Linked DNA regions of Mus musculus: region 2 is linked to region 1. Evidence: chromatin contacts called from ENCODE Hi-C or POLR2A ChIA-PET data. All regions are on one chromosome and are shown on one strand. The core of a region is the stretch at or near the end of the contact, and the rest is flanking DNA. Distances in the headings are between cores, read along the strand shown.

The links. A loop is a pair of places that touch in the nucleus more often than their neighbours do. ChIA-PET counts read pairs that join two places held with the same protein, here RNA polymerase II (POLR2A).
Region 2: a loop to region 1 is called in a map of heart, with 6 times the contacts of the local background. The contact joins the enhancer-like site here to the promoter of Gadd45g in region 1. A Hi-C loop is called at or near these places in 8 of 37 maps with a recorded cell type or tissue (heart and left cerebral cortex). POLR2A ChIA-PET finds 5 or more read pairs at or near these places in 2 of 5 experiments (Patski and embryonic stem cell).

The regions. Positions count from the first base shown.
Region 1 is chr13:51,843,950-51,851,285 of GRCm38, forward strand. It overlaps Gadd45g (growth arrest and DNA-damage-inducible 45 gamma), which reads left to right and starts at 2,726. Exons shown (of 4, transcript NM_011817.2): 1 at 2,726-2,883; 2 at 3,403-3,504; 3 at 3,607-3,820; 4 at 3,920-4,526. The coding sequence starts at 2,831. The coding sequence ends at 4,030.
Region 2 is chr13:52,042,567-52,049,902 of GRCm38, forward strand. No RefSeq gene overlaps it. Among named protein-coding and RNA genes, the nearest start is that of Gm40948, 37 kb to the right of the region's middle. Within about 2 kb of position 3,501, at least 2 of the 3 ENCODE cell types and tissues checked have a DNase peak (open chromatin) inside an H3K27ac peak, as active enhancers do; they include heart, where a contact is called at or near this core.

The DNA of each region.
Region 1 (7,336 bases), core at 1,476-3,975:
TTCAAAAGTGAAGTATATGTGAAACTTCCGCTTTAGTAGACTCACTGTCCCCTGTATTATTAAGGTTTAGGGATGTAGTAAGAGTGTAGCCACCGGATAATATGGGGTTTAGCAATACTGCCTGTGACGTTGGGCCCGGCCCTAACCTTTCTTTCCTAATTGAGATGGGGACTTTGGGACCACTAGGACTTAGCTAGGTAAAGTTGTGTGAGGCCCTAAGCTTAAGGCAGAGAGGAGGGTTTCCTGTAATGGAATACTTTGAAAATGCCAGCAGAGTAGACTAGCTTCGGGGTCTGTCAATCATCCCTTCTGACCCAGACTGGCTGAGGGCGAGGTCTGGAAATGCTAGTACTTAAGCCTGCGCTAACCTGTACAGACCTTCCTGTGGGGGACAGGCCGGAGGATGGGGTGCGCGGGGGGGTGTCATTTCCTGCAACTTGGTAAGTGAGCACTTTTCTAGCTATAAGTGGAAGTAGCGGGTGTGCGCCAAGACATCAAATGGATTATTATTTCCGACGTTTCCTTGGGATCTGAAACCAATGGGAATTAAGAAGTAATAAAACTGGCCGGGCAGTGGTGGCACACGACTTTTATCCCAGCACTTGGGAGGCAGAGGCAGAGGCAGAGGCAGAGGCAGAGGCAGAGGCAGAGGCAGAGGCAGAGGCAGAGGCAGAGGCAGAGGCAGAGGCAGAGGCAGAGGCAGAGGCAGAGGCAGAGGCAGGTGAATTTTTGAGTTCGAGGCCAGCCTGGTCTACAGAGTGAGTTCCAGGACAGCCAGGATGAGAAACCCTGTTTCCATCACTTAAAACGTATTTTAGTAGGAAGGGGTGTTAAGAATCTGAGAGACCTTGCAGAGGAACCACAGGGCCGACACCTGCAGTTCTCAATGCAGCCTCTGGGAGGCGCAAAACGCCGGCCCCTCGCCTAGCCTTTGGCGTTGGCAAACAAGCAGCTTCCCCTTGCAGCAAAAACGTCCTTTAAGGAGTTCAAAAATTAACACTGAATGATCTATATTCACCACCCACCTGGAGAACGCTCCAGTAGAAAGGAGAAAATCCACTCTCTCTCTCTCTCTCTCTCTCTCTCTCTCTCTCTCTCTCTCTTCTCTCTCTCTCTCTCTCTCTCTCTCTCTCTCTCTCTGTGTCTGTGTGTGTGTGTGTCTGTGTGTGTGTGTGTGTGTGGGTGGGTGTGTGGGTGTGTGTGAGTTTTGCCTCAGTCTGGCAAGCTTCATGAACGCCCTTTGCCCTATCCAGTCTCCCAGGCTTCACTCAAGAATCTCCAGAAGTCCCCTAGCACACTTTTCTGTGTTAGCACAGAGAGACGCAGACGCCCACAGTGTCGTGTTCTGCGGGCGAGCAGTCTGGAAGCCTGATGTGCAGGTCCCACGGGACAAACGATAAGTTCAGAAAGCTCTCAAGATCACTTCTAATTTTATTACGTTATCAGAAAAGAACCTCTTGAAGAAACATTTTTAAGTAGTTGAAATATTTCAAATTCTCATAAGACAAACGGATTCTTGGTCCTGGGTGGCAGGCTCCTTTCGGTCTCCAGGCCCGGGCGCCCGGTGCAGGCGTTACCCTGATTCTAAATGATGCGCATAATAGCACAGGGTTCTCGGTGCTTGGGGTGTCCCAGCTCAAACCCCCCTGAGAGGTCAACGCGAGGCAATATTTGGTGGGTGGATGAGAGGATCTGGATTTTTCTAGGTCGGCCGGTAGGCGGCGCCCTGGGAAAAACAATGTGGAACAGCCGAGTTCCCGGAGTCTGAACCCCGGAACCTCTGGGGTTTGGGGCACAGTAGCCTTGGTGTACAGCTCACTCTCGAGCTTAGCACGCGTGCATCAGAATCCCAGCAGTCAGAATAAGCCTAAGAGGTGCGCACCCAGTGGCGGGGGAGCGGCACGCTGCTCCGACCCCCACGCGCCGGGCAACCCCGCGACCCCGGCTCCCGACGGGGCTCGGCCCACCCCACCGGCGGCAGGTGGACAGTGTTGCTATGAAAGAGAAAGCGTCGATTGTCCCCACCGCGAACTGCCACACGCCAGACCTCCTCTTTTGTGTGCCCCGTATAGAAATGCAAACGAGCCGCGTGTGCCGGCAGCAATCTGCTGGTCCCTGCTGCCCGCGTCCCACAGCGATCTGCTAGGGGTAGGGGTGGGGGATGGGAGGGCTTAGACCTTGCAGCCGCGACCCCGAAAGGCGCAGAGTCCTGAGTCCCTAGTGGCAGCCTAGGCCTAATGTCAGCTGCAGTTGCAAACCTTTGACTTTAAGTTTCGGTTTCGATGTAACAACCCTATAAACTTCAAACTGAAAATTGAGGAAAAATTAGAAAGGTCGCAAAAAAAAAAAAAAAAAAAAGAGCAAAAAAAAAAAAAAAAAGAGGGGGCTTTTACATTCTCCAAGTGTGCATTCTACAAATTCCAGTATCGTATCAGCAAACAACGTACTTTTTTTTTAAACTTTTTCCTTTTAAGGACTTACAAAAAAAGAAAGGCGAGATGAAATCTGCAGGCTCCAGTCTGCCTGGTAACACCCTGACAAAAGCGGCAGATTTGAGGCTGTGTCATCCCCCGCACCCCTCCCCACGTGGCCTTCTGGCACGAGCCGCAGGCCTGCCGCCTCATTTGCATCAGAAAGCGGGCGCTGGCCAATGGGAGTGCAGCCTCCCGCCAGCTGGCGGCGGCGCGCCGAGCCTGTCTATAAAAGGGCTCTCCCGGCCCAGCCTGGCGCACTCGCTGGTGGTGGGCGCGCATCGGACTCTGGGAATCTTTACCTGCGCTCGGGTTCCCTCCGCACTCTTTTGGATAACTTGCTGTTCGTGGATCGCACAATGACTCTGGAAGAAGTCCGTGGCCAGGATACAGTTCCGGAAAGCACAGCCAGGTGGGTTTTGGGGTGCCGAGAGTTGGCCTTGTCTGGTAGTGGTCTTACAGGGTCCTCTAGGATAGAAGTTTGCAGGGTGGGAGCCGTGCACTGTCTGGCTGTGAGGTGCCGAGGCGCGGGACCAGAATTACTGCATTCGATTCGTGTCTAGAGCTAGAGTTTGGGGTGCCAGCACCTGATCGTAGTTGGGGAGCCTGATATACGGGCGCCAGATCAGAAGTAGGGAACTGGGAGTGCAGGCGCCAGGTCGAGACTGGGTGATGGGGAATGAGGGCGCCAGATCATGACTAGGGTGCCAGAGGTGTGGGCGTCAGGTCGGGACTGGGGATCCGGGTGTGTGGGCGCCAGGTCGGGACTGGGGATCCTGGTGTGTGGGCGCCAGGTTGGAGTTGGGAGGCAGGAATGCTGGCGCCAGGCAGGTCTAGGCTAAGGGGCCAGCTGGGACTTGGAGGTCAGGGCAGGGATCTCTCCGTCGCGTCCCCGTGCTGGTCCCCACTCACGGCGCTTGTTCTTTCACAGGATGCAGGGCGCCGGGAAAGCACTGCACGAACTTCTGCTGTCGGCGCAGCGCCAGGGCTGTCTGACCGCTGGCGTCTACGAGTCCGCCAAAGTCCTGAATGTGTGAGTGTAGAAAGGCCCCGCGTGCAGGGATTGGGGTTGGCGCGGCGCGGAGACCTGGGGGTGGCATCGACTCTGACCTTGTCCTTCCCATCTGCTCTGCAGGGACCCTGACAATGTGACCTTTTGCGTGCTGGCTGCCGATGAAGAAGATGAGGGCGACATAGCGCTGCAGATCCATTTCACGTTGATTCAGGCGTTCTGCTGTGAGAACGACATTGATATCGTGCGCGTGGGAGACGTGCAGAGGCTGGCGGCGATCGTGGGCGCCGACGAAGAGGGGGGCGCGCCGGGAGACCTGCATTGCATCCTCATTTCGGTGAGTGTCCCCCACTGTTTCCCTACGCCAGTCCCCCAAACCATCCTGGCCAACGACAAGCATGGCTGACCCATGTATTTTTTTTTTTTTTAAATTCAGAATCCTAATGAGGACACATGGAAGGACCCTGCCTTGGAGAAGCTCAGTTTGTTCTGCGAGGAGAGCCGCAGCTTCAACGACTGGGTGCCCAGCATCACCCTTCCCGAGTGACAGCCTGGCAGGGACCTTGGTCTGATCGACTTGGTGACACTCTAGCGCGCTGCTGGCTCTGGAGTGGCCCTCCGAGGGCGCTCGAGTGCGCGTGGAGACTGGCAGGCGATGTTGCCTGGAGAGCGAGGAGCGCGGCCTCCCAAGAAGGGGGTCTGGCGGCAGCGGGGACACCTTGTTCCGAGCCCAGGACTCTGCCAGTGTCCGGAGAGGCTGCTAGCACAGGAAGGCCTAGGCGAGGACGTTGGCCCCAGGGCCGGGAAGAACCGACCAGCGAGGCAGGTGTGACTCAGCAAGCAGCCTTCCAGTGAAAGGAGGGGAAAGAAAGGCAGGCGACCGCCTGGACTTGGTACAGCGGCAGGAGCGGCCACTGCAGGAGCGAGCTGGACTTAGCCGACTGCACTGCTCTTTCAAAAAACGGATCCCGGGCAATGCTTTCATTTTCTAAAGGACGCTATCGTGGAAGCTTTGAATATCACAATAAACTTATTGAAACAAACTTAATGCCTTTTTATTGAGGGTAGGGGATTCTAATGGGGAGGGGGCGGCGGTAAAGGATGTTTCACGGCACCTGGGACCACCTTTCTGTTGGGGCAAGAAACTGCAGCCTCCTGGGGCTGGCGGTGGGGGAGGGGGTGCAGGCGAGTAGTAAACGGGAGAACTTGGGCCAGAGTACTGTTTGAGCCTTTCAGGAAGATTTCAAACTTGCAAGACAGGAGCATACTTGATAAGGCATCCGGGTGCAGGAGCTCCAGGCTTGCAATCCAATTCGATAACAGTGACTTCTGCCTCCAGTACCTCCCCTCCCCCGCTCCGCCCCCTCCCCCCACCTTTGCCTCGACAGCTGCTTATCTGAACAGCTTGCGGGAGGCCCTGTGCCTTCCAATACAATGAGCTTGCCTCTGCAGCTCTGCCCTTGGTGCGGTGGCTGGGGATGGGGGCGGGTTGCTCTAGCTTTCAGGAACTTTCTCCTTTTAATTGCTCTGACAAAGCTACGCTACTAAAGTATTAATATCAAATATGACACCAGCGAGTTGCGTTCTCAGTATGAATCATCATTTTGTCACAGCCGTGATGGAAGTTACAGTATCTTAGCAGAAGTTGGAAGGCACCGTCTATTATAAATAGGAGTGAGCCAGTCTGAGTGGGGTGGGCATCTGCTAGTTCCTATTCTCAGGGCTTCTGCCCACCACATCAGTGAGGGCTGCTGCTCTCCACAATTCCTTTTAAAGTCGGAGGACAAACTCACCAGAGCCAAGATTATCTTTTGAGAAGGATCTGGGGGGTGGGGGAAACGTCCCAGTGAGAGGACTTTTTCTGTAGCTTAGTGCTTCTGGCTTTCACTGCGCATTCCAGGCCGTGCTGACGGATGGGGGGGGGGGGGGGGGGAAGCCCACGTGGGGCTTTCTTGCTGTCAGCTCTGCTGCCGGGCAGAGCTGGAGCCTTCGGGGAAGGGCGGGGTGGGGTGCTGTTTTTCTAAGAAGGCCATTGGGCTGATTTACCAGCAACGCTTAGGGAGGCTGGTTTGCCGGTTGAATGCCACTTAAAAAAAAAAAAAAACAAAACAAAAACGCCACAGCACATTCTGGAAGCCTGTGCAGGGCAACAGGAAAAGTGCAGGAGCGCGTGGACGCTTCCTGTAAGGAAAGGGTGCCCTTTCTGCTCCACACCGACTCTGCTGAAAGAATGCAGCCACGGTGGTGCCCAAAGAGCAGCGCTGTTTCGCTTGGGCGTTAAATTTTTTAGGTGGAGGAGCCTTTCAGTGGGGAAGTAGACCAGCATGCTGATAAAAATGACCTCTTGCCATAGTGTTCAGGAGAACACTGCAGGCTGGCAGACCCTTGTAGGCACCCTTGACTTGGCAGTCGGTAGGAAACTCGGCTTTCTCTGATTGGTCCTTACTTCTGCGGCCACCTGTTAGAGTTTTAGGAGACAAGAATTATGAGGAGGGCGTGGGGGTGGGGAGTAGGAATCCAGGGTTTGACGTCTAGAGGCTGGGAAGGGATGGTTGTGGCCAGAATTTGTGCTGAATTCATATGTGTGTGTGTGTGCGTGCATGTTATTATTATCATTAACTAACCAAAAGGGCATAAAATAAATTAAAAGGTGTGCAGTTATTTAGGCAGAGTCCTGGTCTCAAACTCAGCATATAGTTATGGATAACCTCGAACCTCTGTTCCAGCTGCCTTCAGCTCCGAAGTGCTGGAACTACGAGTGTGGGCCACCACAGCCCATTCTGTGCAGGGTTGAGGATGAAACCCAGGCAACATACACAACACCACATCCCTGTACTTCAAAAGCATGGAGTTTGAAAACCTTGCATCCCATGCTTACAGTGACCATGGGTGAATATGCATGGGTAACCCTAGATACATGCTAAACATGACATACATGTCCAGGAGAGGAACGTGAGTGTTGAGCCCAATACTCTGCCTCTAGAAAGCACTGAATGAGTGGTGATGACTTAAAGGCTAATGGCAAAAGAAGGCAAACACAAGAGCCACAGAACAAATGGGTGAGCGGTCTGCAGGCTGATTCTGGAGAGGCACCTGTTTTCATGGGAGACCTTTTTTTTTTTTTTTTTAAACTTATAAAAGTTATAAATCCATTTGGAGGAAAGTTGCCCAATGCAAAAACTAACCAAGAGACATTGTAGCCCAGTGGGGACAGACCTGGGGTTTGCCTCTGGTTTACATCTTGCAGGTGCACAAGCACACATACACTGTATCTGCTTTTGTCACTTCCCTTTTCAGTGGGCAGTCTCTTGCGGACCCCTTGGAGTGAGTGACTTCAAAGGCTACATACAACTGGTTCATTCCAGTCTATGATCCAGCTGATGAGTCTTTGCCAAACAAGACAGACACCTGGAGCTGGGGGACATGTCCCAGTATGTAAAGTGTTGTAGACAAAGAATTCAAGCCCCACAACCCATGTTAACACACCTGAGCATGGTGCTATGGACTTATACCCCCAGCACTGAGTAGGCAGACACAAAAAGGAGGATCCCTGAGTCTGGTTGGCCAGCCAGCCTAACCTCTGATAAGATCCAGGTTAATAAAAGACCTGTCTCAAAAAAAGAAAAGGTGGCTGGAGCTGGAAAGATGGCTTAGTGGTTTACAATTACCTGTTGGGATTTGAAGTTCTCCTCTGCAGGATTCTAAATGCCCAGTGTCTAAAACAAACCTGTAGCACTGTTCCAGAGCAGTAAAAGTTAACCACGCTGGCCTTTTATTGTAAAAACCTGTCTTAACACTAGATGATTGCTGTAAAATTTGCCCTGGCACACTTCCCAAAGATGAGATGGATGCA
Region 2 (7,336 bases), core at 2,251-4,750, 200 kb after region 1:
ATCTAGGATAAGCAGAGGTGTCCTGTCAGCAGGCACAGGTGGACACAGATCGCTAGGCAATGATCCCACCCCACACTTCTTCCCAAGACTTTGAACACGGAAGCCGTGTCTTCCCTTCCCACACGTGTGTGGTTTCTTCTGACATCTCATTGCTAATGAGATTAAACAGTTAGGCTCAGTTCCTACTTTAGAGCCACGTTTTGAGATGTCACATCTTCTTATTTTATGCCCCTCCAAATCTTTGGAAGTAGAGGAGTCCCTCCCCATCTTGTGCTGGGATCCTTCTACCCCTCTGCCAGGGGTTTTAGATCTTATCAGCCACTATTATATAGATCTTAGAGGTGTCGCACCCCCATCTTCTCCTTCCCCTCCCCCTACCATGAGGTCAGGCCTTCCCAGGTACCTACCCCTACTCTTTACACCTGGGCCCTCTGGAATTCCTGCTGCAGCTGAGCAGGGGCCTCCCTCTGTTGCCCTGACTGCCTCTCAAGGGTCAGATGGTTTGACTTCACCTGTGGGGCATAGTCCAGCCTTTTCCCTACTGTGGCCTGAGCCATTCGGGGACTGAAAGCCTGTGGCACCAGGGATGCTGGGTCTCCAGTTCGGGAAAGCATTTGAGCCCCCTGTCTGTCCCCTTCTATCATATCAGTCTTCTTTTAAAAAGTCATTTAATTTTAATATTTTTTTAAAAAGTAAACCCGGTGTGGTGGTGCACGCCTTTAATCCCAGCACTCGGGAGGCAGAGGCAGGTGGATTTCTGAGTTCGAGGCTAGCCTGGTCTACCGAGTGAGTTCCAGGACAGCCAGAGCTAAATAGAGAAACCCTGTTTCAAAAAACCATAAAAAAAAAAAAAAAGCAAATGATCAAACTCACCTCCCATTCTCCCTCTAATCCCCCCTCCCGTTCTAGCTCCCACAATTACAACTTCACGTGCTCTCTCTTTTAAAAATTGAATAATTTTTACTTTGTGTGTATGAGTGTTTTGTGTGCTCGTCTATATAAGAACCACATGCATGTGGTGCCTGTGGTGTTGAATCATATGGAACTGGAGCTACAGGGAGTTGTGAGTCACCATGTGGGTGCTGGGAACGGAACCGGGATCCCCTGGAAGGGCAGCGTGTGTTCTTAACTATCGAGTCACCTCTCCAGGCCTTGCTGTGACTTTTCTTTTCTTTCTTTCTTTCTTTTTTTTAAACCTATTGAGTCTACTTAGTGTCAGGACTACATAATGAGTCATAGGCTATGGGAAAATCAAGCTGGTAACAACCTGGAAGTTTTACCCCAACTGCCATCTTTCAGAGCGCTTGAAGGCGATGTGCATGCGACTGGTTGAGAAAAGAAATCACCTCCTTTATCCAGCTGTGAAGCCTGGGATCCACAGGAATAACTGACCTAGTTAGACATTCCACTATTGCTAAAGCAGCTATAGGTGGATGGCTTGGTGCTGCTTATATACAAATGCTAAATACTGACTCCCAAGATCTGGTTGACCCAGGACAAGCAGATCCTCATGTCCATCAAGTGATCAAATGATACAATGTAACCTCGCTCCTGGAGTTAATTGGTCAACAAAAGGATAAATAAAGCCTGTGATCGGGCAATAGATAGAGGTAAGTGGGGTTTTCAGTGACGTGGTTGGCTGCAGGTAGAGATGGGAGAGAAGAAGAAAGGACAGGGGGACTAGAGGAGGCCATGAGAGGAGATGGACCCTGAGCACATGGCCAGGAAAAACAGCAAGTGACAAGGGACATTATGGCTGGTAAATAAGTTAGAATAGCTCCAAACCTGCCCAATCTAGGCTATGGCTTATAAAGAAAATACCTGGGTTCTGCATGAATTTTTAAAATCATTTTACACCTAAGAGGGGCGTGAAGATTATGGGAGTAACCAATTATTTTTAATGGTTGGATTTAAGAACCACTCCACAGAAAAAAAAAGTTATGTCTGATATGATTAACAGGGCCAAGAAACCCATGGCTGTCTGGGTCATAGGCCCTTGGGGAAAATCTTTAACTATTATTCTTCTAAGTGGACATAGTGTTTATTAACCCCAAAGTATTTATCTGTCCCATAGATTAGTGAATCTCTCACCCCCCCCTCAAAGAAACTTTTTTTTTTTTTTTGCAGTAAATGATTGTTAACACAAAGACCTACAATTGGTCAGTGTGTAGCCAACAAGAGGACGGAAGAGTTCTCAGCTCTAAACAGTGCATCAGCCTTCTTGTGTCCATGTTCTATTTGGGGAGGGGGGGGTACGGTGTACCACATCATCTCTTCCATTCTAATAATAATGCACAGGGTTTCTTCTAAGTCGGGGTCACCCAATAGTCAAAGCTATGCAACTTTCAGAGGTTGCAGATGCTATCTGGACACATGTCACCTGAGGTCACCTGTGTCTGTTTGTATGGAGCTGTCTGGGGCTGGTAGCAAGCTGGTTATATGGGTGTGTGTACACTAAGGATTTGCAAGACAAGGTGAGTTATTCTCTGACCTAGTAACCATTAGTGACTACTCACTAATCCTGGAATTCTGGAAAGGGTGACTGTGCCTTGGAGCAATGACTAGGCTCTGAAGTCAAAGGTAGAGGCAAATATGTCAGTTCCACTGTTGACCTGTGGTAGGTTGGTTTTGAGATCCCATAGTCCTTTCTGCTCAGTGAGCTGCATGGACAAACTGTGATTTCCCCCAAGAGGAAGAAGATTCCGGGGGGGGGGGCGTGGGGGGTGGAGAGAAAGATGGGTGCGGGTATCAGCTACCACAGGCTTCAAAGCCATGCCCACAAATGTCCTTGAATAGGACATATACCCTTGTAGACAGGCAGCAGGACCCCCAGTGCACTGAATCAGGAGCCCCTACAATACACAACCTCTATTTCCCTCCTGCCTGGATTCCTGGGCAGCACTTGGTAAGTTCTCGTTAGAAAATAAGCTTATGGGGTTTAGGCAGATGGTTCAGTCAGTGGCGGGCTTGGCACGTGAGCATGAGAGCTGGGCATGGTGGCACTTGTTTATAATCCCAGTCCCTGGCAGGCAGAGACAGACAGATCCCTATGTAGCTGAATTGGTGAGCCCCAGGCCAGTGAGAAACCTTGTCTCAGAAGAACAAGATGGATGACTCTAGGAGTCTCACCTATCATGCTCCTGGGGCTCCTGTGACTTGTTCAGTTGCTGAGGGAGTGCCCTGCCTCTCTGGGGATGGGGACAGTTACAGTCTGGCCTATGGGCGGCCCACCTCAGCACTCACACGTCCCCTCCCTGCTTCTGTCTGTTTTCTGAAACTGTAACATAATACCTGAACCAGGTATTTGTTATAAAGAAGGGAGGCTGGGATTCAAGAGCAGTGCTGACCTGTGCTGCACATGGCACTGGTACCACATGGTGGAGTCTGCCCTGGGGGTTATGGAGAAAGAGTCTCCCAGCAACAGGGAAACACACCAGGCAGGGATACTAGCAAGGTCATTTTTCAGAGGTGCCAGCGTGCCGAATACAATGTGAAAGGAGGTGCAAGAGAAAGCCAGAAAGAGTCTGCCAGCACCTGAGGGACACTGGGAAGCTGCTTGTCCTGTCAGCATGTGTGGCCACCCCATTGTGGGCTACTGGTACTGGACCATGAGCCTCTCTGCCAGCTTAGAGGCTGGGCTGCAGAATGAATGCTGATAAGGAAAGCTTTGGCAGCACAGCCCCCTACAGATTCCCAGCAGCTCTGGAGAGGCAGCCCTTCCTCCACGGAGTAACAGTTAAGGTCTTGCAGGAGTATTTCTTATCACCAAATATTTAAACAGAATTGAAGAGAATTAACGCTGTTTTCTTCGTCTCTCACTGTCCAGGATCTGTGGTTCTTGTCCTGCCAGGCAGAGCTGTTCCGTGGAAATGTTTTCCCTTCTAGCACTTCCCGGAGTGGACTTGAAGCAGGGCGGGCGGGTGGGGTGGGGGTGGGGGGGATGTGAAGGGGAGTGGTGGGAATGTCTGTCTAAGGCAGTGTTGCTGAGTAATGCTATGTTTTCCTGGGAACCTTCTTCAAGGAGTGACATGGTCCAACTTTATCGTTAAAATGCAGAAATATACCAGTATTATAACCTTCTCCCTGTTATTCACAGGGAGGAGATAACAGCAATTTTGAGCTCCCAAATGCTTGCTTTCATCAACCCTGCTAGCTCAGACACTCTGTCCCGTGAGGCTGTTCCCGTTTCTTCTCAGACCTCCCTCCAGCCCGGCAAAGCATCCTGTTCATTCTTTTGGATGTGTGGGGAAAACAGTCAACAACTCCTGGGAAAGCAATTTAATGTGTGTATGTGTGTGTGTGTGTGTGTGTGTGTTTAAAGGGATAGTAACATCATCTGTGGAAAGTGGAGGGAGCCGCTACGGATGTCATGTGGTGGTGCGCCGTCTCCAGAAGCCTCGGCGGCTAGTGAGGGACACAGAGTTGTTTTGGCAAAGATTCGACAGCATCAGCTTGTTTGAGAGACACAACAGCAAAACACCACATGTCTGGGGGCTGCAGCGGCCTCCTTCATGGAGGGTCTGGTGCTTCTTCAGGATGCTGCAGCTGTGTGTTGTGACTTAGGAATGCTGGTCTGTTCCCATGGCATGGTGGCTCTGGGGATGGCTGCGGTAGGAGGTGGGGGTTTGGGAGGTGTGTCTGATACGTTAACACAGGTGCAGGCCCTTGAGGGGAAAGCTAATTATTTGAAAAGGAGCCTCACTGGTGGGTGGTGGGGTGGGGGCTTTCTAATCCAGAGAATACACAGCATGGCTGTGGCAATTCATCAGGAGCTGGGGCATCTCTTCACATTTCTCTGAGACTCCAGCACCAGCGTGACCATGTCCAGACCATGTCTAAACCGTCACAATGACTCTGGCTAAAGACATAAGAAGATGGGCCCCAGCTTTCAACTTGGCCTCAGGCAGATCTAATAAGATGTTGAGGAAGTCTCAGAGTCCTCGGAGGATGTGGATGCTGTTCTCCTGGGGACCGGTCCTCTTCCCTCACCTGCCCTTCCCGAGGTCATCATGGTTTTGGGCCCTTTGTGGCTTGTCTTCATGTGTGGAAAAGGGAAAAAAAGCATTGTCTAAGTGCCGTGTTGGAATGACTTGTGTGTGCACTGAAACCCTGGGCTCTGCATGTGACTTGGTGACTTTCACTGGTCACCATATTAGCAGCGCCTGGACAAGAGAAGCTGCCTGACACACCTTGGAGTATGGCTCCTGTGTTCACGTCCACCAAGGTCTATCACACAGGGCCAGCTTAGAACCCCTAGAAGAGGTGAGCCAAGCGGCACTGACTATGGGGACCTCCATCCTCAGGTGGTCAGGGACCAATCTCTACTTCCCCCAGTCCCCTGCTTAGATAGCAAGCAAGGAGAGGCAGAGAGCCTCAGTGGATTTCTGAGGCCCCGAGAGGGATCCAGGGAGAGGGAGACAATAACCCAGTGAAATAAACAGAAGACAATACGCGAGAACAGCAAACATACAAATAGGGTAAAAGAGCCTTAGGAAAAGCCTGCAGGATGTGCCCAGTGCAGTGAAGCAGGCTGCAGAATATGTGCTTCTTGTGGTCTAGAGGAGGTAAACAAGGTTGCTAGGAAACATTGGTGAGGTTGCTCAAGCAGCCACTGCTAAATAAAAAGTTTTTTCCTTCCCAGTCCCTGCTCCTGGAAGGACGACTCTGAGACTGACTGTTTATTAGTATATGCCTAGGTCATGAGCTTATTTAACCCTAACCACTCCGTGTCCTCCACCTGGTTAGTTACCTCTCCTTCAGCCCACACCCGCTTCTTCCTTCGTGCGGTTTTTTTTTTACCCCAAATCTTTCCTTTATAGCTCTCCTATTTCCCAGAATCCTCTCTTCCCGCCAGTGTCCCGCCTCCTATGTCCTGTCTCAGCTCATTAGCTGTAGGCGTTTTTATTGACAGGTGCTGCTTATAAGAGATTTCTCGCTACAAGCCATTGTTTTCAAAAGCAAGGAGAATGTGTTAGAGTGAAGGGAATGACCCAGTTAGAGCTTTTAAGTGTGAAAGAAACAAGTGAGTCTAGGTCATAGGCGGATGGTGAGCAGCAAGGATGGCGAGGATGGGGGCTGGGGGGAGGGGCCGGATGAGGATGATTGGAGGATGCTTGTCAGGTGAGGCTAGGAGGGTAGGCTGGGGGTGGAGGGTACTCATGGGATGAGGAGGGGAGCTAGAGAGATGGTGGCTGTTCAAGGAGCTGGTGGGGGTCTGGAGGTTCACTCCAGGCAAAAAGGGCTCAGAGTATAGTGAAGCCAGACTGGTGTAAGGAGAGCAGTGGAGCTTGGCTGGTTGGGACAAGGAATTAAGACCAGGGAGTAGGTGGGGACTGCGGTTTCAGGGAGGCAGAAAGGGTGAAGGGTCATTTGGCAGAGGTAGAAGGAATGTGTGAACATTCAGGAGGGACCTGGCACAGGGTTCCTGCACATCTCCGTGCTGGAGCTCCTGGGCATGTTTGATGGCCACAGGTCATCGTGTCTGGGAAAAGTGACTGTGGTCACCATGACATAAACTGTTACTGCAAAGCCAGATTGGCTGTGACAACAGGGGATTCCTCTGAGGTTCTGAGAGGTGAAAACTCAGAAGTGTTTAAGGTCTCAGGTGGAAGCCACCCACGTCGGGTGGGACAAGGTCAAACAGAGGGACAGGAAATAATGTCCCCCTGATAATGTCATCGTGGTGGTGTCTCTTCAGACAATAGCTTCTGTCTAAAGTCCATTATAAAGTATTAGCAGGCAGCCACTTCTTTTCCATTTTACTCTTCTGGAAGCATCTATTTTAAGAAAGACTTTCAAAGCTCCCAAGTCCAGAGAAATCTAGCCATGGCTTAATCCACACAGCAGGTGCAATCTTAGCAGCTGAGGAGAAGGGAAAGTATTTCCATGGTGTACAGCCAGCACAGCTGGGACCCAGTGTGGGACAGGAGACCTCAGGGCCTCTCCCAGCCCTTTCTTGCTCTTCAGTCTCTGGGTTGAGCATTCAGCAACCAGGATGTAAAACACCCACTTGCAACTCCACCATGAGTCTTGCATGTCTCCAGGGAAAAGTGATTCCCAATAAAGCCGCACACTGATCGGAACCAACTCCATCTTCCTTGGTATTTAGTACAGTGTCAGCTGAATAAGACCGCAGATCCCAGTCATGTTCGTGCCCTCATCCCTGTGACTATGCCACTCGAGAGACAAAACTTCCATGGCAGGTGGAATTAACTTAAGGATCCCGAGACAAGGGCTGAAGAGAAGGCCCAGTCAATCAAATGTCTGCTGTGTAAGCATGAAGACCCCACTCTGATGCCCAGCACCCGTGGAAAAAGCTGAGTGGGGTGTCACAAGC